2 separate regions of the Homo sapiens genome follow, and region 2 is linked to region 1. The links are chromatin loops, found by intact Hi-C in ENCODE. Cell type or tissue: OCI-LY7. All regions are shown on one strand. Each heading gives the region's core, and the rest is flanking DNA. Links, peaks and the distances in the headings are about the cores only.

The links. A loop is a pair of places that touch in the nucleus more often than their neighbours do. Peaks named below come from ENCODE experiments on the same cell type or tissue, not always from the same donor. Only the 100,000 strongest peaks of a DNase experiment are listed, where the experiment ranks them.
Region 2: it touches region 1 in a loop (7-fold over the local background); 28 of 110 quality-filtered maps call a loop at or near these places.

What each region holds. Positions count from the first base shown.
Region 1 is chr11:46,916,232-46,927,373 of GRCh38, forward strand. LRP4 (LDL receptor related protein 4) reads right to left here and starts at 2,319. Exons shown (of 38, transcript NM_002334.4): 1 at 2,097-2,319. The coding sequence starts at 2,148. RefSeq lists enhancers at 509-1,380, 2,544-3,048, 3,743-4,244, 4,245-4,744, 8,557-9,057 and silencers at 1,884-2,053, 2,064-2,243, 2,254-2,483. In OCI-LY7, for the core only: CTCF peaks have their summits at 544 (motif pointing right), 3,825 and 4,025; DNase peaks (open chromatin) are centred at 2,140, 2,270, 3,010 and 3,820; H3K4me3 peaks cover 3,244 bases; H3K27ac peaks cover 1,309 bases.
Region 2 is chr11:47,147,217-47,158,358 of GRCh38, forward strand. It overlaps CSTPP1 (centriolar satellite-associated tubulin polyglutamylase complex regulator 1), which reads left to right. Exons shown (of 9, transcript NM_024113.5): 5 at 7,960-8,045; 6 at 9,807-10,002; 7 at 10,597-10,706. It overlaps LOC124902672 (a long non-coding RNA gene), which reads right to left and starts at 9,810. Exons shown (of 2, transcript XR_007062668.1): 1 at 9,567-9,810; 2 at 6,231-7,307. RefSeq lists an enhancer at 6,114-6,193. In OCI-LY7, for the core only: CTCF peaks have their summits at 6,082 (motif pointing left) and 6,305; DNase peaks (open chromatin) are centred at 5,075, 6,035, 6,425, 8,205 and 2 weaker places; H3K4me3 peaks cover 3,149 bases; H3K27ac peaks cover 7,021 bases.

The DNA of each region.
Region 1 (11,142 bases), core at 481-8,480:
AGTTGGAGACTAGCCTTGGCAACATGGTGAAACCCCATCTCTAGAAAAAAAAACAAAAATTTGTAGGGTATGGTGGTGCATGCCTGTAGTCCCAGTTACTCAGGAGGCTGAGATGACAAGATCACTTGAGCTTGGGAGGTCGAGGCTGTAGTGAGCTATGATTGCCCCACTGCATTCCAGCCTGGGCAACAGAGTGAGACACCCTCTCCAAGAAAAAAAAGAGAAAGAAACCTAAAAGCGTTACCGCGAATCCTCCCATTCTTTTTCTGTGAAACATTAGACATACGCAATTCTCTCCCCCCATTCTCACCCCCATCCTCTATGCACATGTAATATTTGCAGCGTTGACAGCTCTGGAGCAGTAAAATCTTCTTGGCCAGTCTCAGCCCGGAACCTTCCAGCTCCCCCTTCCCTAGGGCAGAAGGCGACAATCTCCTCTCTGGCTTTGTTGGTATCCGTTTTAACCCTAATTTTTTTTTTTTTTCCCAGTGCCTTGCCATTTCCCTTGATCTTTTTCAAAACTTCCTCCAGGGGGCTGAGAGGAAAGTTCCATCCCCTTTCCTTGCAACCCGAAGGGGGAAACCCCCCAAAAAGCAAAGCTGTCCCTTTAAGGGGCCCATGTGGTGGGAAGAACAGCTACATTCCTACCCCAGTAGGGCCGCTGTCCCAACACGCCAAAGAGGCTACAAATAACCTTCCAGGAGAGAGCCGGGGAGGGGAGAGCGCAGAGCGGAGCGGAACGTGGGCCGGCCAAGCTACCGCTCTTCGGAGAGAAAGAGCTCAGTCCGCGCTAGAGAGGACGCGGAAAAAAGCCCCTGAAAACCCACAGGTAGTTTAAATAAGAGACATGAAAACTCTGTTTTGGATTTGGGAGGTAAACCAATCTTTAAAACGAGTGCCTAGACATCTCCACGCCCTGCCAGGCAAGTTCGGAAATCTGCACTGACTTTTTCCACACGAGCTGTCCTACGTGAAAGAAAGAACCGGTAAAAGACCAGGCAGGGTCTCCAGACCCCTCCATTCTGAGCCCCAGCTCCCTTCATCGGGGCTGCGAGGCAAATGGGGAGACTCGGAACTCCCGCCACGATGAATAGCGATGGGTGAATAGGGCTGGGGTTCAAAGATCAAAGTTCTTTGATCTCTGGGCACAAACTAGGGAAAGCTGCTCAATCACGGGGTGCACCCAGGGTCGTTAAGAGCCCGCGGAGAAGCAGATTCCATCGGAGCCCTAGTCCCACACAACAGGGGGTACGGGCACCAAGGAGTCCTGCTGCAGCCGTCCAGCTCCCCCGAGGGCTGGGACCCTGCCGCGAGGGCCCGGCGGCTGCCTTCTGGGGTTCAGGGTTACCGGCCCCCTGCCCCCCTACCCCAGCCAGGGCAGATCTGCGGGAGCCTTCCAGCAGTTTCTTCCCTATATTCCTCCTCAGCCCCCTTTCCAACCACCTCCCTTTAGGACGATCCAGGGCTGGAAGCTGACTGGCCGCAGCCAAGAGAGGGACCCCGAAACACCGCCGAGGGGAGATGCTGCCCGCAAACAGTGCCCCAGAGCCCCTTGGTGGGAGCAAGACCTGGAGTCCGGGAATCGTTCTCCGAGTAGAGGAATCCCGGTGCCCAAGTACCAGATTCTACCGGGGCCTCTCTCCGCAACCCGCCCGAGCCCCCAGCCCCAGGAAGGAGGGCTATTTACAATTTATGGGTTTAGCGACCCTCCTCACCCGCCTCCCTTTCTTCGCACGCATTCATTCGCACCAAGGACACAGAGCCCCCGACCTAACCTGAAAGGGAAGCAGCCCCCGCTCTTGAAAGAGCAGCGAGGGAGGGCGAGCGAACGAACGCCCCGGACCTTACCCGCGCCCCGGCCCAGACCCGCGCCCCGGCCCAGACCCGAACCCGCGGAAGCGCCTCCGCTGATGCCCCCGCTCGGACTGCTGGAGCCGGGGCCGCTCCGGGTCCTCTCCCCTGCACGCAGCCCCAGGGCCACGGCTAGGAGCGAGGGCGAGGGGTCTCAGGCCCCGGCCCGCGCCGTCCAGGTCCCGGGAGGCGAGTCCTGCAGCGGCCGGACCCAGGGACAAACTTTCCCGGCGGGCGCCGCTTACCGTGTGCGCAGAGCAGGGCGCCAAGCAGCAGCGCGCCCCACTGCCGCCTCATGGTGCCGCCCGCGCCGCTCGCCCGGGGTCCCGCCGGCTCCCGCCGGACGGCGCGGCGGAGAAGCCCGCGGAGGGTCCCCGAGGGGGAAGCGTCCCGGGTGCACGGCGGCCTGCGCGCCCCGCAAGTCGCCCTCGGGCCGCCGCCGCCTCCAGTGCTGCCAGAGCCGACGCTGCCCCGCCAGGGGACCGGGAGGGGGTGTCCCGGGCCCGACCGCCCCGCCCCCCGCGCCGCAGCCCCGGCCACCGCCACCGCGCCTGGGCCCGCCCCCAGCGCCGGCCCGGCCCCTTCCCGCCCTCGGCCCCGGCTCCCTGGTCCCCCGACCCCACCCGCCGGCGCCTCCTGCGCGGGGCCCCGCTCCTCCTCAGGCCGCCCCCACATTCCTGGCCCGAGAGAGAGCCCCCTCCCTGTCGCTATTACTACTGCTTAAATTTCCCTAACTTAAAAAAAAAAAATTATCCTAGCAGCAAGTCTCGCCCCCGCTCACTCCAGCTCTATGCTTCAGACGAGCACCTGAGCTGACCCAAGTCGCCTGGACGTGACCCTGCCCCCGCCTACCGGCCCCAAGTCCAGACTTTTTTGATGTCTGCGAATACGCAAGGCTTGTGGATGCATAATCCTCTTGGGTCTTTATTGACATCAAACAAGGGACATCAGGGGGCCTGGAGTGCTGTATCTTAACTGGCGTTCTCACTGTCAAAATTCCTTTTCGGAGATTTTCTTCTCCCTGGCCTCCCCCGGTCTAGGCAGCGTTGTTCTAGGGCTAAATAATTCACCGACCCCCCCGCCCCTTTTCATTCACTCATTTCCTGAGATGGTTGTCTGGGTCCTGTTGCTCCAGCTCAGAGGCCCAGATTCGGCCCATACAGACTTAGTTCCTCCTTGCTGTCTTTGTAAATCACTGTTGTTAGCCTCTTCACCTTCTTTGACTTTCTGATCCTGACAAGGAAGGGAGGGGGTCAGGAAAGGAGTCCTCATGGGCAGCTGCACTCCCACAAAGCCCTCAGCCTCCTTCCAGCCCCAGTCTGTAGGTCCTTCCCTCAGATTTAACTTTTGATTTACTGCATAAAATCATAAACTTGTCTCTAGTCTTCCTTCCTTTTGTGGTCTACTCTCCCTAATGCATATTAATAATACGGATTAATTTCACCACCTTCCATTTTTCCAGGTTGAATCTTGTTTTGTTCCTTTTGCCCAAATGCCCAACTTTCTGATGGCCCAGTATATCGCTTTTTTCCCTCCCAGCTGATATGCCAGCATTTCTTGGGCTTGGATCATCTATGGATTTCATTAACTCACTTTCCTCACCAGTAAATAGAGTCAGGAAGACCCAAATGCCCCCTGTTAGCTGAGGGGAAAGTAATTTGGCATAGTGCAAAGTGGTTATTAGATTTCTCTAAATGGATACATTGACATTTCATCCTTGCTTGTTTTTTTCAGTACTTTCACTTCAAATTACCATCTTTTACCAAAGCTAACATGAACCATACTTTGCGACAGCAACAACAACAACATAAAAGATGTAAGGTGTTAACTCCTTGTTAGGCAGTAGTTTTCTATATCGTTTTGCCTGAAATTTTTATCCAGATGCAATGTGGTTGAACTAGCATCACCATGGTAACTATTACTGAAGCATTTTCTGGGTGTGTAGTTCTTCTTGCTGACTGAAGGCGGCAGTAGCGTCAGGTCAGGCTTACATGATCTTGGGGCTAGGCAAGACTGTCAACATTTCTGGCCTCGATCAGTTACCACAGCCTAAAATCCAAGGAGGAAAAAACGTCAAAAGTAGAGGCTGATTCCCCAGCATCCTCCTTCCCACCTCTCATTTCCTAATGCAGGTTTGGTTGGTCTCAGGGTTTCATATATGTTGCTTATGAAGACTTGCTCTTTTTTTTTCTTTTTTGAGACGGAGTTTCACTCTTGTTGCCCAGGCTGGAGTGCAATGGCGCCATCTCAGCTCACTGCAACCTCGGCCTCCCGGGTTCAAGCGATTCTCCTGCCTCAGCCTCCCGAGTAGGGTAGCTGGGATTACAGGCATGCGCCATCACGTCCGGCTAATGTATTTTTCGTAGACGGAGTTTCTCCATGTTGGTCAGGCTGGTCTCGAACTCCTGACCTCAGGTGATCCACCCGCCTCGGCCTCCCAAAGTGCTGGGATTATAGGCGTGAGCCACTCTGCCTGGCCGAAGACTTGCTTTTAAATCTGTTGGGAATGACCTTGGGATTCTGGAGACCATATTTTTTTCCAGCTGAAAACTAGGGACTTGTGGTAGAGCCAGTACAGTTGTCCCAAAGAAATCCAGGATAGGCAGTCCCCATACTTTCAATGTCAGGGGATTAAGAAGTTATAAACAGTTTCCACTCTGTATGCAAAGGACAGGTTCCTTTCCAGAGGCATGATTTGTGTTGTTTTTCTGGAATTGGAGAAGAAACGAGAGGCGGGCTGTCCCTGTCTGACTCAGCTTGAGAGACTGTTTCCTATGTGCATCCCAAGTCCTTCTCCACGGTTCAGCACAGTTCTGGTGCACAGAGTCATCCCTGGCTGCTGTGAGTCACTGGGAATATCAATGGGTAAGAAACTAGCTTCGTGCATAGTCCCTGTCTGGGTCACCCCCTAGGGTGAGTTAAGTCTTGGCTGTCAGAGACTGCTCTTGTGCCAGGAGTACTAAGCCATATTTATTTTTACCAGGCCTCTCAGACTTTCTTGTTTGGAGTGAGAGATCCTGAAAAGCAGGCCAGAATGGGCTGTTTGTCTCCCTTTCACTGTCCTCTGGGACATGCCCCTAGAAAAGTTGTAGGGGACTGCCAATTCCAGAGGGGTCTCAGAGGCGTTGGTTTCCTCAGAAACACCACCCCTTTCCTTCATCTTTCTAGAACAGCCCAGCATTCTTTCTTCCCAAGATCAGAATATTTCCCTGAATTAGACCATCACTAATGGTCTTTTCAAAGGAAACGCAGGGAGTGCTACGGAAACAAGATAGGGGTGGGCACTATTTTGATCCAACTGGGTTGGTAGAATTCTCTTATAACCCGGGAATCATTCAACAACCTGAATTTCTATATGTAATTCTTCTACAAGAGAATAAGGCCTGAAGTTTCACACTTCAACACAGTGGTTCTCAACCACAGGTGAATTGGCAGGCATGGGGCAACATCTAAAGACTTCCTTTCTTCCTTCCTTCCTTCCTTCCTTTCCTCCTCCTTCCCTCCCTTTCTCCCTTTCTCTCTTTCTTTTCTTCTTCCCTTTTATTTTATTTTATTTTGTTTTATGTTATTGAGACGTAGTCTTACTCTGTTGCCCAGGCTGGAGTGCAGTGGTGCAATGTAGGCTTACTGCAACCTCTGCCTCCCGGGTTCAAGCGATTCTTCTGCCTCGGCCTCCTGAGTAGCTGGCATTACAGGCATGCACCACCATGCCCGACAAATTTTTGCATTTTTAGTAGAGATGGGGTTTCACCATGTTGACGAGGCTGGTCTCAAACTCCTGATGTCAGGTGATCTGCCCACCTCGGCCTTCCAAAGTGCTGAGATTACAGGTGTGAGCCACCATGCTTTTTCTTTTAGAGACAGGGTCTCACTGTTACCAAGGCTGGAGTGCAGTGACTATTCACAGGCACAACTACAGCACACTGCTGCTTTGAACTCTTGGCCTCAGGTGATCCTCCTGCCTCAGCCTCCCAAGTAGTTAGAACTACAGGTGTGCACCACTGCACCCGGCAATTTTGGGGAGTTGATGTTACTGGCATCTAATGAATAGAGGCCAAAGATGGTGCTTAACTTTCAAAGATGGTGCTTAACTTTCTACAGTGAGCAGGGCATCCCCCACAACAAAGAATTATCCATCCCAAAATGTTAATAGTGCCAAGGTTGAGAAACTGCTTTAAAAGATTAAAACATGAGACTGCAAAGAATTACTCTATCTTATTTCCAGAATCACTTTCTTGTTGAAGGCAATGTGAATGGAGATAAGTTTTTGTTGTTGTTGTTGTTGTTGTTTTATTTTGTTTTTTGTTTTTTGAGACGGAGTCTCACTCTGGGCCCCAGGTTGGCCTGATCTCAGTTCACTGCAGTCTCTGCCTCTGGGCCCCAGGTTGGCCTGATCTCAGCTCACTGCAACCTCCGCCTCCTGGGTTCAAGGAATTCTTGTGCCTCAGCCTCTCCAGTAGGTGGGATTACAGGCATGTACCACCACACCTGGCTAATTTTTTTTTGTATTTTTAGTAGAGACAGGGTTTCACTATGTTGTCCATGCTGGTCTCCAGTGATCCGCTCACCTTGGCCTCCCAAAGTGCTGGGATGACAGGCGTGAACCACTGCGCCCGGCCAGTTCTTAAAACTTTAGAAGAGAAGGCACAGCTAAGGGGACTAATAGAATCCTATACCTATTTGCTTTAGAGAGGCTTAATTTCAGGATTCGCTTACTCAGTAACTACTTATAAAGGGTATATTATGCGCCAGGCACTCTGAGGCAATGATGAACAAATAAATATATTGGGTCCCTGGAACTTACAGTCTGATGGTTGAAGGGGGCTGCAAGTTTGCAGAAGCATTTAAAAAATGCTCCCACAAATGAATTTGAAGTTACAAATGTTAGAGGCTTTGAGGGAAAAGTACAGGGTTCTATGAAAGGAAAGACTGGACTTAGGTTTGGGGGTTCGAGGAAGGCCTGCCAGAGGCACTGACACCTAAGCTGAGTAAAAGCCATCAGGCTAGGAGTGGATGAGGCCTTCCAGGCAGAAGGAACAGTGTGTGCAAAGGCCTTGAGCCAGGAAAGACCTCATAGAATGTAAGGAAAAGTTTTACTAACTTTCAGCAACAGATTTGCTTTTATCTAGGTTCAGGGGGCTACTACTGAAGACCAGAAACAGTGAAAGCGTGAAAGCCTGAGAGAATAGTGTCATTTGCATTTCTGTGCTTTTTTAAATTGCAAACCCTCAAAACCTCCATTTCTTTTCTTTTTTTTCTTTTTTTGAGACAGAGCTTCACTCTGTTGCCAGGTTGGAGTGCAGTGGCGCGATCTTGGCTCACTGCAACCTCCACCTCCTGGGTTCAAGTGAGTCTCCTGCCTCAGTCGCCTGAGTAGCTGGGACTACAGGCAAGCACCACCACGCCCAACTAATTTTTGTATTTTTAGTAGAGACGGGGTTTCACCATGTTGGCCAGGATGGTCTCGATCTCTTGACCTTGTGATCCGCCCACCTCGGCCTCCCAGAGTGCTGGGATTATAGGCGTGAGCCTCCGCGCCTGGCCCACACCATCATTTCTAGTGCCAATATTTTTCATGTTCCAGCTCAGCAGTGGTTCTCCAGTCGGGATCTGGGGCATGTGGCTGATTCAGATCCCTGGCCTAACTTGGGGCACACCCTGATAGGTGGGGCTTTCTGGCCCATTTTCATCTCCTAGAAGCCTGATATTCACACACCGGGCACATATAGAGTCTCTGCAGCAAATAGCTCAGTATATCTTGCTTCTTTTAACAGTAAAGATATATTCAGAATGTTGGGGTAAACAGATCAATGAATAAATGCTCATTTGATAACAAATATGAATGAAGCATCTATGTAAATGGCCTCTCTGTTTTCACACTTGCCCCTTTATAATTTGTTCTCTGCACAGCAACCAGAGTGACTTTTTAAAAAATATAACTCATGGTCTGGCACAGTGGCTCATGCCTGTAATCCTACTACTTTGGGAGGCCAAGGTGGGAGGATTGGTGGAGTTCAAGACCAGCCTGGGCAACATGGTGAAACCTCATCTCTGCCAAAAAAAAAAATAATACAAAAAAATACAAAAAATTAGCCAGGCGCGGTGACATGTTCCTGTAGTCTCAGCTACTCAGGAAGCTGAGGTGGGAGAATCACCTGAGCCCAGGAAGTTGAGACTGCAGTGAGCCATGATCCTGCTACTGCACTCTAGCCTAGGTAACAGAGCAAAACCCTGTCTCAAAAAATAAAATTAAAATAAAAATAAAACTCAGATCATGGCTTAAAATTTTCCAATGCCTTCCTGTTGCACTTAGAATAAAATTCTTACTTCTCATGTGACTTTCAAGGTCCTCCATAACCTGACATCTGCTTACTTCTTTTTTTTTTTTTTTTTGAGACAAAGTCTTGCTCTGTTGCCAAGGCTGGAGTGCATTGGTGCGATCTTGGCTGACTGCAACCTCTGCCTCCCGAGTTCAAGCAATTCTCCTGCCTCAGGCTCCCGAGTACCACCATGCCCAGCTAATTTTTGTATTTTTAGTAGAGACAGGGCCTCGCCATGTTGGCCAGTGCTGGGATTACAGGCGTGAGCCACCGCGCCTGGCCCTGCTTATTTCATTGACCACTTTCCACGCTGGCTCCCTTTCAGTTCTGCAACTTGCCATTGTTTCTGTCCTACAACTTGTGCATGTGGTGTCTCCTCTACTTCAAATGCTGTTCCCCTAGGCCAGGTGCGGTGGCTCATGCCTATAATCCCAGCACGTTGGGAGGCCGAGGTGGGTGGATCACTTGAGGCCGGGAGTTCGAGACCAGCCTGGCCAACATGGTGAAACCCCGCCTCTACTAAAAACACAAAAATTAGCCAGGGGTGGTGATGTGCACCTATAATCCCAGCTACTTGGGAGGCTGAGGCAGTAGAATCACTTGAGCCCGGGAGACGGAGGTTGCAGTGAGCCCAGATCTTGCCACTGCCTCCAGCCTGGGCGACAGAGGGAGAGAGACTCTGTCTAAAAAAAAAAAAAAAAAAAAGAAGTCAAATGCTGTTCATCTAGACCCTTCCTGTGACTGGTCTCAGCTCAATATCACGACCTCAGAGAAGCCTCACCTTCAGAGATGTCTCACCTTATCACCCTAAAGTTGCCTCATTCTCACTTACTGCCTTTATCCTATTTTATTTTCTCCACAGGGTTTATCATTCTTTGAAATAATCTTGTTTGTTGTTGTGTATTTATATTTGTCTATCTGATCACTATTAGATGAACTCCAATGGAGCAGGGATTTTTTTTTTTTTTAATTCTCCAGCACCTATGAATAGTGCCTAACACATATTGCTCAATAAATTTTTGGTAAATGAATGAAAAGCAGACAGTCAGCTAGGGCCAGGGAAATACAAAGATGAATAAGATAAGGTCCATAGGGCCAGGTGTGGTGGCTCACGCCTGTAATCCCAGCAATTTGGGAGGCCAAACGGGGAGGATGACTTGAGGCCTGGAGTTTGAGACCAGCTTAGGCAAGAGAAGGAGACCCCATCTCTGCAAAAAAAAAAAAAAAAATAGCCAGATGTGGTGGTGCGTGTCTGTTGTTCCAGATACTCAGGAGGCTGAGATGGGAGGATGGCTTAAGCTGGGAGCATTGAGGCTGCAGTGAGCTGTGATCATGCCACTGCACTTCAGCCTGGGCAACAGAGGGAGACCCTGTCTCAAAAAAAAAAAAAAGAAAAGAAAAAGATAGGCTTCATAACTTTAAGAAGCTCAGAATCTAGAGGAGAGGAAGACTTCAAAAGCAATGATAGGGCAATAGATGTAATGTATAAAGGACTGCGGAAACAGAGAAGCGAGGACCTTTAAATTTGGAGTAGCTGGGCATTAAAGGTGGGGGAAATTTCACCAGGTAAGTAAAGGAAAAAATGAGGAGGGGGCACATATTCCAGATGGAAGAAATGGCATCAACAAAGGCATTTGCAAGTGGCTGCCATGTTTGGAAAATGATCAATACTCTTGTGTGGCTAGAAGAACATCGGGTGATTAAGGAAAGCAGAGAGGGGACCTCTTTTTTTTTTTTTTTTGAGACAGAGTCTTGCTTTGTCTCCCAGGCTGGAGTGCAGTGGCACAGTCTCAGCTCTCTGCAACCTCTGCTTCCCAGGTTCAAGCGATTCTCCTGCCTCAGCCTCCTGAGTAGCTAGAACTACAGGCATGCGCCACCACGCCCGGCTAATTTTTGTGTTTTTAGTAGAGATGGGGTTTCGCTATGTTGGCCAGGCTGGTCTCGAACTCCTGACCTCAAGCAATCTGCCCAAGAGAGGGGACCTCTCAATAACCAACTGTTACTGAAAATTGTTTCTGAATTAAATGCCCTTTATATTTTTTATATCTGTTTATTCAATGAGCAGTGACAGAGTTTCTATAAACTACAAGGGAGCGATTGTACTGTTTTTAAAATTCATCTTTCTATTCTTTTTATACCTTTGTCTCTAGACAAATGATACTTTTCCCAGGAGAGAGATGGGCTAGGTAGTAGGTTTACATCTGGTTTTACTTTTTTAAAATTATTTTTATTGTTTTAGAGATATGCTTTCACTATGTTGCCCGGGCTGGAGAGCAGGGGCTAGTCACAGGTGCAATAACAGCACACTATAGTCTTGAACTCCTGACCTCAAGTGATCCTCCTGCCTCAGTCTCCTGAGTAACTGGGACTATAGATGTGCATTAATGCACTTATTTTAAAAAACTGAAATCTAAAATCTCTGTCTCCTAAGAGACTTAAGAAAAGCTTAATAAATTAACTTAAATATTCTTAAGAAAATATTCCCCAAAGAGCAAAATAATTACAATGTCAGGACAGAGCCTAAATTCTATCTAGTTTAGGTTTATGCCTCTGACGGTGACTCTAAATGGATTTGTCAGGGTTGTCCTTTGATGTCCCCCTCAAAACAACAGTACCATAACATACTAGATTCTAGTTGCCCTTAAGGACTATATGGAACTATCATCAATGGATTTATCTAAACCCATTTTGAAGCTGTGTGGATATTCATTCTTTTTGATAAGTTCCTGTGTCCCCGCCCAAATCTCAACTTGAATTGTATCTCACAGAATTCCCACGTGTTGTGGGAGGGACCCAGGGGGGAGGTAATTGAGTCATGGGGGCTGGTCTTTCCCATGCTATTCTTGTGATAGTGAATAAGTCTCACGAGATCTAATGGGTTTATCAGGGGTTTCCGCTTTTGCTTCCTCCTCATTTTTCTCTTGCCGCCACCATGTAAGAAGTGCCTTTTGCCTCCTGCCACAATTCAGAG
Region 2 (11,142 bases), core at 2,172-10,171, 230 kb after region 1:
TTCTGAGGTTCTAAACATTTCCTTTAAATAAAAAATGATGGGGGGATTAGGTAGAGAGCAATGAGAGCAAAAAGCATTTCAGGGAAAGTAAGCAGCATGGAAAAGAAGCTAGGCTCTCACCAATGATGGCCTGGAGGAACCAAGAGAAGCCAGTAGGTCTGGAATTTGAGGCATTTGAGGGCAGAGGGAGGGAAAGTGGGGCTTTACAGGCCATACATTGGGTTTGGGTCTTTATTCTAAGGTCTGTGGACCAGTTCACCCCTAGCTCTCAGGCTTCTTGGGAAGTTCCAGAGTAATGACACCTTCAGGCTGTCTACAGGGAAGCAGCAGCACCCAGGCCAAATCTTCCAGTCCTTCTGCGGGCAGCTGCTCTAACAAACACTCAGGCTGGGAGAAGGGAAAGGGGCAGCAGGAAGGCTTCATTACCACGAGACAGCACAGAGTCCACTCTTTCTTACCAGAAGTGGCTGCAGGTGGTCTCGGAACTGTGACTAGCGTCAGAGAGGCCTGTATTTGAATTATAGCTTTTTTGCTCCTAGTTTGTAACCTGAGTCAGGTTTCTTAATTCCTCTGAATGTCTGCGTTCTCCATAAAGATACTCACTGAACTGACCTCATAGGATTAATACGAGCAGAAAATGAACTTATGGGTGTGTAGTGCTGACAGAGTAAGCCCTTGGTGAATATTCACTATTATTATCATCATCATCATATTGTTTCCCACACCCTCTGGATCAAGCGTCTTAGGCATTTCAGGGCAAGTAGGGTTTGGGATACCCTGGAGGTGCGGGCTGGAGCTAGGGCAGAGCAATGACCTGGACACCCCACGCCACTTCAAGGCCCTAGGCTAGAGGCAGCTTGTGCAGCACGAGTGTGCCTCCAACACAGTCCAGAAGAGGAGCAACCCTCAGGAAATGGCCCAGGACACCTTCATAGCGGCCTTTTTCCTCCCACCTGGAGAAGGTAACCAGACATCGTGTCATCGCTGCTTCTCTCATGGCCCTGACATTCAAACAAAAACCCTAGAGGTGCACTGTGAGCCCAAACAGACATGGGGACACCCTTCAGCCACCCCATGACTGCCACCTTGACCTGGGGACACCCTTCAGCCACCCCATGACTGACACCTTGACCTGAGGACACCCTCCAGCCACCCCATGACTGACACCTTGACTTGCGGACACCCTTCAGCCACCCCATGACTGACACCTTGATTTGGGGACACCCTCCAGCCACCACATGACTGACACTAGTCATGTGACCTCCTCAAAGAAGTCCAGTCATGGAAAGTGGCTCTTCTTTCTGGCCGTGGCTGAGGGCTGGCTTCCCCCAAAAGTAAACTGGAAACTAGATCGCTGGCTTCTGCCTGAGACCTCTGCCTGGTGGATGCTGGCAGCACGCATTTCCTCTGGGCTCTATTTTTATTTGCTCTTTTGGGCTCTCCCAGCACTTTAAACCAGATAGAATATACTTACTGATTACAGCCGGCGCTCATTCTGAGCACCTGTTAGACACTAGCATATATAACATCATCATGCTGACTCTCCACAAGAATCCTGGGAAACAGGAACTATGATTATATCCTCTTCACAGATGAGGAAACTGAGGCTCAGAGGGAAATTGTCACTTGGCCAGTGAGTAGTGGAACTAGGACTTAATCCTGGGGTCAACTAATCCAGAACTTCAGGAAAACCGGTGCAGCCCGTGCCACTAGACCAGGGAAACTGACCCTAATTAGGGGTGAATAGGAAGTTGGCAAGTCAGTAGGTTCAGGCTGGAAGCTGTTGCTTCCTTGGCACCCTTAGAACTCCCAGCCAGACTGCCTATCCCAGCTGCTGGAAGTCAGCAGGGGAGGGAGAAAGTGGCCAGTCTCTCAGACCAGCCACGTGCTCTTTCTCCACTCCAGTTGCCTGTCCTAGGCTCCACCCCACACATGGTTCTGCTCAGCACAGCCTGAACCAAAGTGCCTCTACTTCTCCCCAAGAGTCCCTCTCTCTAGCCCGGAGGCATGGTCCGCAAGGGTCCCTCCATGATCCAATAGATTTGTGCAGACTCTCACTGGCAGCAGCTCCCTGTTGGCTCCACTTCAAAGCAGGGGCGGCCGGGCACCTCCAGGTGTCAGAAGCAGCTGGCACGTTAGCAGAAGGCCTCTGGCAGGAAGGGGTGTTGAGCCAACTGCCAGCAACTGGAAAACAGCACATGGGGATGACCTCGTCTCCAAGAAGATTCTTTCCCGAGCCCTCTGGGAGTGGCAATGAGCTTGAGTTCAGAAGGAAGGAGCTGTCTGTGGGGATAGAAGGGTTGCAGGCAAAGGCAAAGAGGCAAAGACAGACCAGGAGCTTCCTGCTTGCCTTTTCCCATAGTTCTGCTGAGATTCCAAAGCAAGATGCAGATGCCCACAGCCAGAAAGATCCCATAGGTGGGTTAAAGACACAGATGCCTAGAACTTTCATGGTCTCAGCATTCATTTGGAGACAGACAGCACAGCATATGATGTGATTAAAAGCACCTTTCAGTAAGTCTTCTGCAGCCATAGACCTCTGAACATCAAACTGTCCCCCCACTAGATTTAACACTAACAGGAGGAGCTGTTAGTTCTGTCCACCCTTGGGACAACACTGTCAGAGCTGGAAGAAGCCCTTTGGGAAGTATGAGCCTTCAAACTTCTGCTTGAACATTTCTGGCAATACACATCTCATTCCTTTACAAATCAGCCACAATCCTAGAACTAAGCAGCTTGAAAATGTCTCTAGAGCCAAACTCTAGATCCCCGTGGCATCTCCCCAAGAGGCAGTCCTTTGAGAGTTGGGTCTCAGCCTTCACTTCCTCCCTAGTCTTCACTTCTAAGCAAAAGATCTAAATGCAGCCATTTATCCAGTATCCTGGTTTTTAGACTGTCCATCAGCCTGACCCTCTTCTCCAGGACTCTAGTTTACTCCCCTTAAACGGACTGTCCAGACCTGAAGGTAGTAGTATTTGAATGACAGCTCTTTTGCTCCTAGCTTGTAACCTTCGCCAAGTTTCTTAATCCCTCTGAATGTCTGCATTCTCCATAAAGATTGTAAGTATCTTTATGAGAGGGATTAAGAAACTGCTCCAGGTGCCACCTGGCCAGAGGAAAAGGGGACCGTGGCTTCTCTCACTCATTTGTTCATGCATTTCTTCATTCAACAGACGTTGACTGAGTGCCTACTATGTGCCAGACACCATACCAGAGTCAAGCCACAAGCAGGGAGACAGAGGTGTCACTTGGTAGATCTTATGTTCCCAGGACAAAGACAACAGTGTGAGGAGGTTTCCGAGAACTGCAGAAGCCAGTAGCAGGGGGGCCTATTCTAGGCTGGGTTAGAAAAGGTGCTTTCCTCTTTCATCTTCCCCAAGAGATGCTGTGGAGGCTTCAGCCTGAAGAATATGGAGATATCCGGTAGGTGAGGAGGAGGCATGGAGGGCAGGGAGCATCATGGGTAGAAGGGACAGGGAGCATTATGGCTAGAGGGACAGACTTGTCTGGAGGGCATGAGTAAGGACAGCTTCAGGGAGGATGGAAGGACTAGTGTGGCCAGAATGCAGTGGGGGAGTCGAGGGAGGCAGGGGGCAGATGGAGCGGGCTCACAGGCCAGATCCAAATGGGGGAACGTGTCCTAAGGGCAATGGGAAGACTGTGAAGGTTTTTTTTTTTTTTTTTTTTTGACATGGAGTCTTGCTCTGTCATCCAGGCTGGAGTGCAGTGGCACAAGCTTGGCTCACTGACATGGCCACCTCCCAGGTTCAAGCGATTCTCCAGCCTCAGCCTCTTGAGTAGCTGGGATTACAGGCATGAGCCACTGTGCCCGGCCTCTGTGAAGGGTTTCCAACACAATGGTAAAATGGTCACATTCACATTTTAGGAAAATCTTTCTGCCCACAGGATGGATACTCAATTAGAAGAAGGCTCACGCCTGTAATCCCAACACTTTGGGAGGCCTAGGTGGGCAGCTCATGAGGTCAAGAGATCAAGACCATCCTGGCCAACATGGTGAAACCCCGTCTCTACTAAAATACAAAAATTAGCTGGACATGCTGGCGCACGCCTGTAGTCCCAGTACTACTCGGGAGGCTGAGGCAGGAGAATCGCTTGAACCTAGGGGGCGGAGGTTGCAGTGAGCCACTGCACTTCAGCCTGGTGACAGAGTGAGACTCCATCTCAAAAAAAAAAAAGCAAGAGGAGTAGTTGCAGGGAAACTGGGTAGGAGGTCATGCCATCATCAAGAAAAGAGAGGTGAAGGCTGGGGGTAGGATGGTGGCTGTGGACGTGGAAAGAAGTAGATGGATTCAAGAGAAATTTCAGCAATAGCATTGATAGGACTTGGTGACTGGTTGATTGGCTTGGAGCAGAGGGTGGCGGGGGGAAGTTTCCAGGATGTCTAGTATGCCCAGCGTTTCTGGTTGAGGAGAGTCATAGCCGGTGTTGCTGTTAACACAAGCTCGGATCCATTTGGCTTTTTAAAAGGTAGCCAGTCTTACTTCTTGCAGTTGAAAAAAAACCCTCAGTCCTTTATACATGTGCTGCTGGGATCCAGCCACATGTCCCCCAGAAAGAAAGCCCTCGCCTCTGTCTGCACCCGCTTCACTCGCCCCCTACTCCCTCCTGCTCGGCATATGTTTCAGCTCCCCAGTCTCTGAGACTCAGACTCTTCACCTGTAGAATGGAAATAACAATAAGACCCACCCGTAGGACTGTTGTAGAATAAAATTTAATTAATGTAGTCAAATGCCTTAATAGCCTGCCATGAGGTAGGGTACTCAGGAAAGATACCTGCCTCTATAGGCGGATCACTTGAGGTCAAGAGTTCGAGACCAGCCTGGCCAACATGGTGAAACCCTGTCTCTACTAAAAATACAAAAATTAGCCGGGCATGGTGACAGGCACCTGTAATCCCAGCTGCTAGGGAGGCTGAGGCAGGAGAATCACCTGAACCTAGGAGGCGGAGGTTGCAGTGAGCCGATCTGCACCACTGCACTCCAGCCTGGGCAACAGAGCAAGACTCAAAAAAAAAAAAAATGCCTCTATTGTTACCCGTATTAAGGGCACCTGCAGGGCTGCCCTGCTCTGACGGACACTCCTACCCTCCCACGGTGTGCGCCCCCTCTTCTGCAACGGCCCATCTCCAAAGGGACTGCTGATGTTTGAGGTCAAGATGGCCCCTAGCAGAAAGCTGCAGACCACTTCTGAGGCTGGAAGGGTGTGCCCTGTTTATAGCTTCTAGTCCCATCTGTGGCTGAAAGAGGAAGATGCTAGTGGCACTCAGCATTAAGGCTTCCGCGAGGCTGCGAGGCAGGGGTAGCCCTTTGGGAAGTACGAGCTCAAGCTTCTGCTCCGAGGCAGGCTCTGGAATGGGCCTATTGGTGAGAATTGCAAATGGAGGTAACTTCTGTAATTAGACAGTGGTGATGGTGGCGCTACTTTGTGAATATACTAAAAAACTGAATTGTACGCTTTTAAAGGGTGACTTTTATGGTGTGTCATTATATCACAATGTAAATAAATAGCAAGTGGAAGTTGCTGCTATGGGAGTGCTGTGTTCCAACTGATGATCAACAGAAGCCATGGAACACGGGGAAAGCCTTGGGCTCCCTGGTGGTTTCCTGCTTGGGGATATTCACAGCCCAGTGCTGTTCTGTCGTAATTCACTTTAGACTATTGGGGCTCCAGCTGTCCTGAGAACAGGGCAGTAAAGGAAAGTCAGTGGCTTCTCATGTCCAGAGCCTTTGCCTGCCCTGCTGAGCCTGCCAAGGAAAAGCTTTGAGGTGCTGGTGGCCCTTGCTCCCTGAGCGCTCCCGGGGGAGCTCACTCTTCCTCTGCAGTTTGGAGGTCTTTGCTAACCCCAGTCCTCTCTAGCTGCCCGCTCTCTGCTGTCTCCCTGCTCCCTCAATCCAGATGTCAAAACAGATTCTGCCATCTGGGTGGGGAGGGAGCTGTTCTGCTGCCTGGGTTTTCCTTGGGTTATGAGATGGGGTAACCACTTGGCCTTTGGCACTGCACTTAGTCCTGTGAACTACTGACAGAGGGACCAGGGCACCCTCTTGTGGCCCTCAGCGGCACTGCTTCTTCCCGCCCTCCAGCCTTGAATTTCTTCCAGCTGGAATTCTAGTGTTGAACTCTGGTGGTGGAGGCAGCTGTCGTTCTCCCCAGGAGATGCCTAACATATCAGTAACAAGAAAGAAAATAAATCAGCCACAGAAACTAGGAGGTAAAATGTTAGTGTTTTTGCTCTGCAGCTTTATTTTCAAAGAGGCAGTGTGCTCTCATGGAAGATGTGTGGCCTGTGGAGTCCAGCAAGCTCCCCAGCTGTGTGTGTGACTTTGGCAGGCTGACCTCTGAGCCTCAGACTCTTCACGTGTAGAATGGAAATAATAAGACCCACCTGTAGGATTGTTGTGGGATAAAATTTAACGAATGCAGTTAAATACCTCAATAGCCTGCCACGCAGTAGGGCACTCAGGAAATGGCACCTGCTTCTATTGTTATCTGTATTACAATAAAGACTAGGCAGGAACCACTGTCTCTCTTCAGGAAGATCGCAGCAAAGGGAGTGGCACCACAATATCGTAGTCTCTGTGAAGCCCTTTCCCCAGCAGTGAGCAATCCTGGCTTTCTCTGGGGCTGATCCAGTTGCCAGTCTGGGAAACCTCTGACTCAGGGAAGTGGAGAGAGATTTAGAAAAATATGAGAGAGCAAAAGAAAACTTTTTTTGTTTTTTTTTTGACAGGGTCTCTCTCTGTCTCACGGGCTGGAGTGCAGTGGTGTGATCTCCGCTCACTGCAACCTCCGCCTCCCAGGTTCAAGCGCTTCTCCTGCTTCAGCCTCCTGAGTAGCTGGGACTACAGGTGCCCACCATGCCCAGCTAATTTTTCTATTTTTAGTAGAAGTGGGGTTTCACCATGTTGGCCAGGCTGGTCTCGAACTCCTGACCTCAAATGATTCACCCATCTCGGCCTCCCAAAGTGCTGGGATTACAGGCATGAGCCACCGCGCCTGGCCAAAAACAACTGAAAAAAGAAAAAAAGAAAGATAAAGCCAGAAGGACCTGATCAGAAACAGATTGGGGGCCCGCCCCACCCCATCTGATAGCTTGGCGCCTGCCTGGCATGTGATGGAGCCCAGCAAACGCTCGTTTCCTTCTCTTCTTGTCCTGGCTCAGATGAGGTGCTGAGCAGAGGATGAACATAGCCTTGGTCGGATCCCTTTATGAGTCAGACGGTTTTCTTCCTGTGAGGTGGGTCCTCAGTGGGAGGGACTAGAGACAGGAAAACCGTTGGGTGGGCAACCTGTGAACATGGATGCAAGGAGGAGCAGGGCGGCAGCACAAGATGAGTGTGGGTTTTGACCCTCACAAGTGCAGATTCCCCAATAGCTCTTTGCCCTCTCCCCTTGTCTGCCATCTGTGCCCCAGGGTGGCGGTGTCTGTCGCTGTTCTGGCCCTTTGGTAGCTTATTAAATCTCAGTACCACTTGCCAAGACCCTTTAAACCCCTTAGCTGTTCTTTTTGCCTTTTCTGATCAGCTGTATTTATTCTGAACTAAATGGTCCTCACGGCAGAATGAAAGGATTTACTGCTTAAGTATATGAAAAGAAACCTTGGCTGCATTACAGTTGCACCCTCTCCTCGCCACCCCCTGCCCATGCTCCATCCGCTAGCTGGTGCCACTGAGACTGAACCGGGAGCCCGCTCTGGGTACAGTGTGGTCAGTTCAGTTTGGTGGCAGAGTCCAATTGATGGAGCAGTGAGGTGACTGGGAGGAGCTTGCTTTTGGGAGCCCTCTCCTAAATGTCCTGCTGCCCCAGGGGAGACTGGCGGCCCAGGAACAGCTCTCTCTCTCCCTCTCCCCCGCACTTTTCCCTTCCTCCCTCTCCCTCTCTCCCTCCCCTCCTTAAACCTCTCCCCCATTCTCTCTCTCAGATTCTCTCTTTCCCCTTCAGGATTGTGCTCATGGACGATGCCATGGACTGCTTGATGTCTTTTTCAGATTTCCTCTTTGCCTTCCAGATCCAGTTTTACTACTCAGGTGAGTGTTCCGGGGCTCCATCTGGCTCCGCACAGGACCCTGTCTCCCTGTCCTGCCCTGCTGCCCTGCCCATCTGTGTGCCTGGCACACACGTTTCTCTTCCCCACTTCCTTTGGGGGTGTGCTTCACTGCGGGTCGCTAACAGGATGTCTAGTGTTCAGTGGTGGTCACAAGATTCAGTCTGCAGAGCCGACTTCCTCAGCCTCCTGAAGACACTGAACACCGCAGTGTTTTCAGTCAGCAACGCAACAAATCAGTTTAAGTGATAATGACAATAACAACATCCATAGCATCCACAGCATTCACTGCTTACTGAAAACTTACTATGTCCCAGGCACAGCACTGACTTTAATCTTGACAACAGCCTTGAGAGAGAGTCCTTTCAGAGACAAGCTCACAGAAGTAGTAGCCAGTCATGCAGCTCATAAGTGGTGGAGACCAGACCTGAAGGCTGACTCCAAAGCCAGCGTTCCCAACCTCGCTGCTATTTTACTGCCTTCAAGGGTCTCTCCCTTGGCAACTGATCGTGCGTTTGGGTGCACATTCTCCTCCACCCCACAGCTTTAAAAAAGCATACACCAGTCCTTTGTCACACTCCCACTCTGCTCCCCAATTCACACAGCTGCACCCTTAAGTCTCTCTGGAATCAGATGGAATAAATATAGACAAATAAATATAAATATACACCAGCTCACGCACAGAGACATCAAATGGAGTGCCGGGTTTACAAATTGCTGACTGTGTTCATAAACAAACTTGCTTAAAACAGGCTCTTCCAGTAAATAGAAGGCTGTCCTTAGATCCTAGAGGTGGCCTTCCTGCCAACTGGTGTCCCCAGCCAGCCCTGGCCTCATTTGGGCGCCACATTCTGTTTACTTGATGGCAGCCCAAGGGCTGTACAGTTAGGGGCTGGAGCCTGGGGTCTCGCCACCTGCTCTTAGCAGCACCAGTCATTTCCCATTTCTCTGAAGCTCTTGGGCCCTAGAGAAGGAGCAGCCATGTCTGGGAGAACATTTTTCCCTCACTGTCTCCCCAGCCCTCTTCTCACAGCACCCCCAGAGGGATGGGACAGCCACCACATTGGGCTGGGAGCATTACTGACACTGCCCAGCGGTGTGTGTAGAGACGAGATGGGCCATAAGTCAGCAGTTCTAACAATGGCTCAACTACGAAATTTGAAAACCATTTCAAATGACTGACTCATCAGCAGCTTTCAGGCTTTCTCTGTTCCTCGCTGGTATTCCAACACGCTTTCTTGAGGTAGAGAGGCAGGTGGCCACACACCATGGGGCTTACCAGTGGGAGCATACTCATGTTCACTCCTCCAAAAAATATTTATGGCCTTAATATGTGCCAAGCACAGTGCTAGGCAGGAGAGGCCAACAAGGCATGACCCCGCCTTTGTGCATTCCAGCAAGGAGACAGATTAGACAATTAATGACACAGAAAGCTCCTCACTGGCTAAGTGCCAGAAAAAAAAAAGCCTATGGTGCTATGAAAGTGTGCAATGGCAGGTCTCACCTGGTCCAGGAACAACTGAGCCAAGGATGGGACATTTGAGCAAAAACACAGATTAGTGTCATCTCTCATCAATGTGTTGTCAAACAAGGTTGAGAACTTCTGCTCTCAGGACACCATGCCCTGAGCACTGAGGCTGGTGTGGAACTGGGCTGACAGAGAAGGGAAGACATAGTGAACAGACAAAACATGTCCTCCCTGCCTGAGCCGTCCACACCCACACCCCCACCCCCACGGTTCCAGAATTCCTGGACAGTGTGGCTGCCATCTATGAGGACCTGCTGTCAGGCAAGAACCCCAACACAGTGATTGTGCCGACGTCGTCCAGTGGGCAGCACCGCCAACGACCTGCCTTGGGCGGGGCCGGCACGCTGGAGGGCGTGGAGGCGTCGCTGTTCTACCAGTGTCTGGAAAACCTGTGTGATCGGCACAAGTACAGGTGAGGAACGGGCATGCAGCCCCCAGCCCCCCAGCCCCAGGGGGTCGGACTGCTGGCTGCGGAACAGAGCTCCGCAGGATGTTCTGCGCGGCCCAGGCATTCTAGGGCCCTTGCTGGTCATAATGTAACAGTGCCATTTGCCCCCAAACCAGTTGTTGACTGAAAGGCTCTCAATTAGCTCACTTCAAAAGGACTGCTTTCACTCAGGCAAGACCACTGTAGTTGACCAATTTACTGGGTGACAGACTGGCCTTAACATTTTAGAGAGAAGGAAAGAGTACTCCTTGTATAAAACTTTTCTACACAAAGAGAGGGGTAAGCTGTCCTGTGTGGCACAAGTACCCTTAGGGACTGAGCAACAGGTTTGGTTTCCCGTAGCCATTTCCCACCCCCACTCCCCACCCCGGTGAAAGCACCAGTTAGTGAACATGCCAGCCCCTCCTGACCATAGTGAAGGCCTGATCCCCCAGGGCCTTGGGGCTCCCAAGGCAGGTCCCTGGCTTGGCTGTGGGTATCCTCATGAACCTGAAAGTATGGATGCAGAGGTGGCCCTGAGGCTGGCTAGGCTCTGAATGTGGCATCTCTCCTTCTTAGCTGCCCACCCCCAGCACTTGTCAAAGAGGCCCTCAGCAATGTTCAGAGACTGACCTTCTATGGATTCCTCATGGCTCTCTCAAAGCACCGTGGAATCAACCAAGCCCTCGGTAAGTCAGAGCTAAGCAGCCGTCAGCCTCTCCTGCCGCACAACACAGGGAGCAGCTGGCCTCTGTTAGCAACACGGCTCCAGAGGGGAAGGGGCATCACCATCTCTGCCTTGACTTCCCAGGGCCGGACTCAATCCCAGGGAGCAGGAATATGGCGACAAAACATGGCTCTTACACATTCCCATGGTAGGGGACAGCCCTCCCTGCCTGCAGCCCTGCCCCAACATGAAACCACCTCCCCATAGCAGAAGCGCCCAGCCCCTCCTCAGAGAACCCCAGCTCTGCTTTGGGGAGCAGCCTGCAGGTCGGGCAGACACAGGACTATTTACTCAGTGACGCTAGAGATTATATATCAAAGAGACCTGAATCCCATTTATAAACAAGGCACAGGTGTGTCTGCGGAGACCTTTTTTCCAAGCTGAAAAAAAAAATCTGA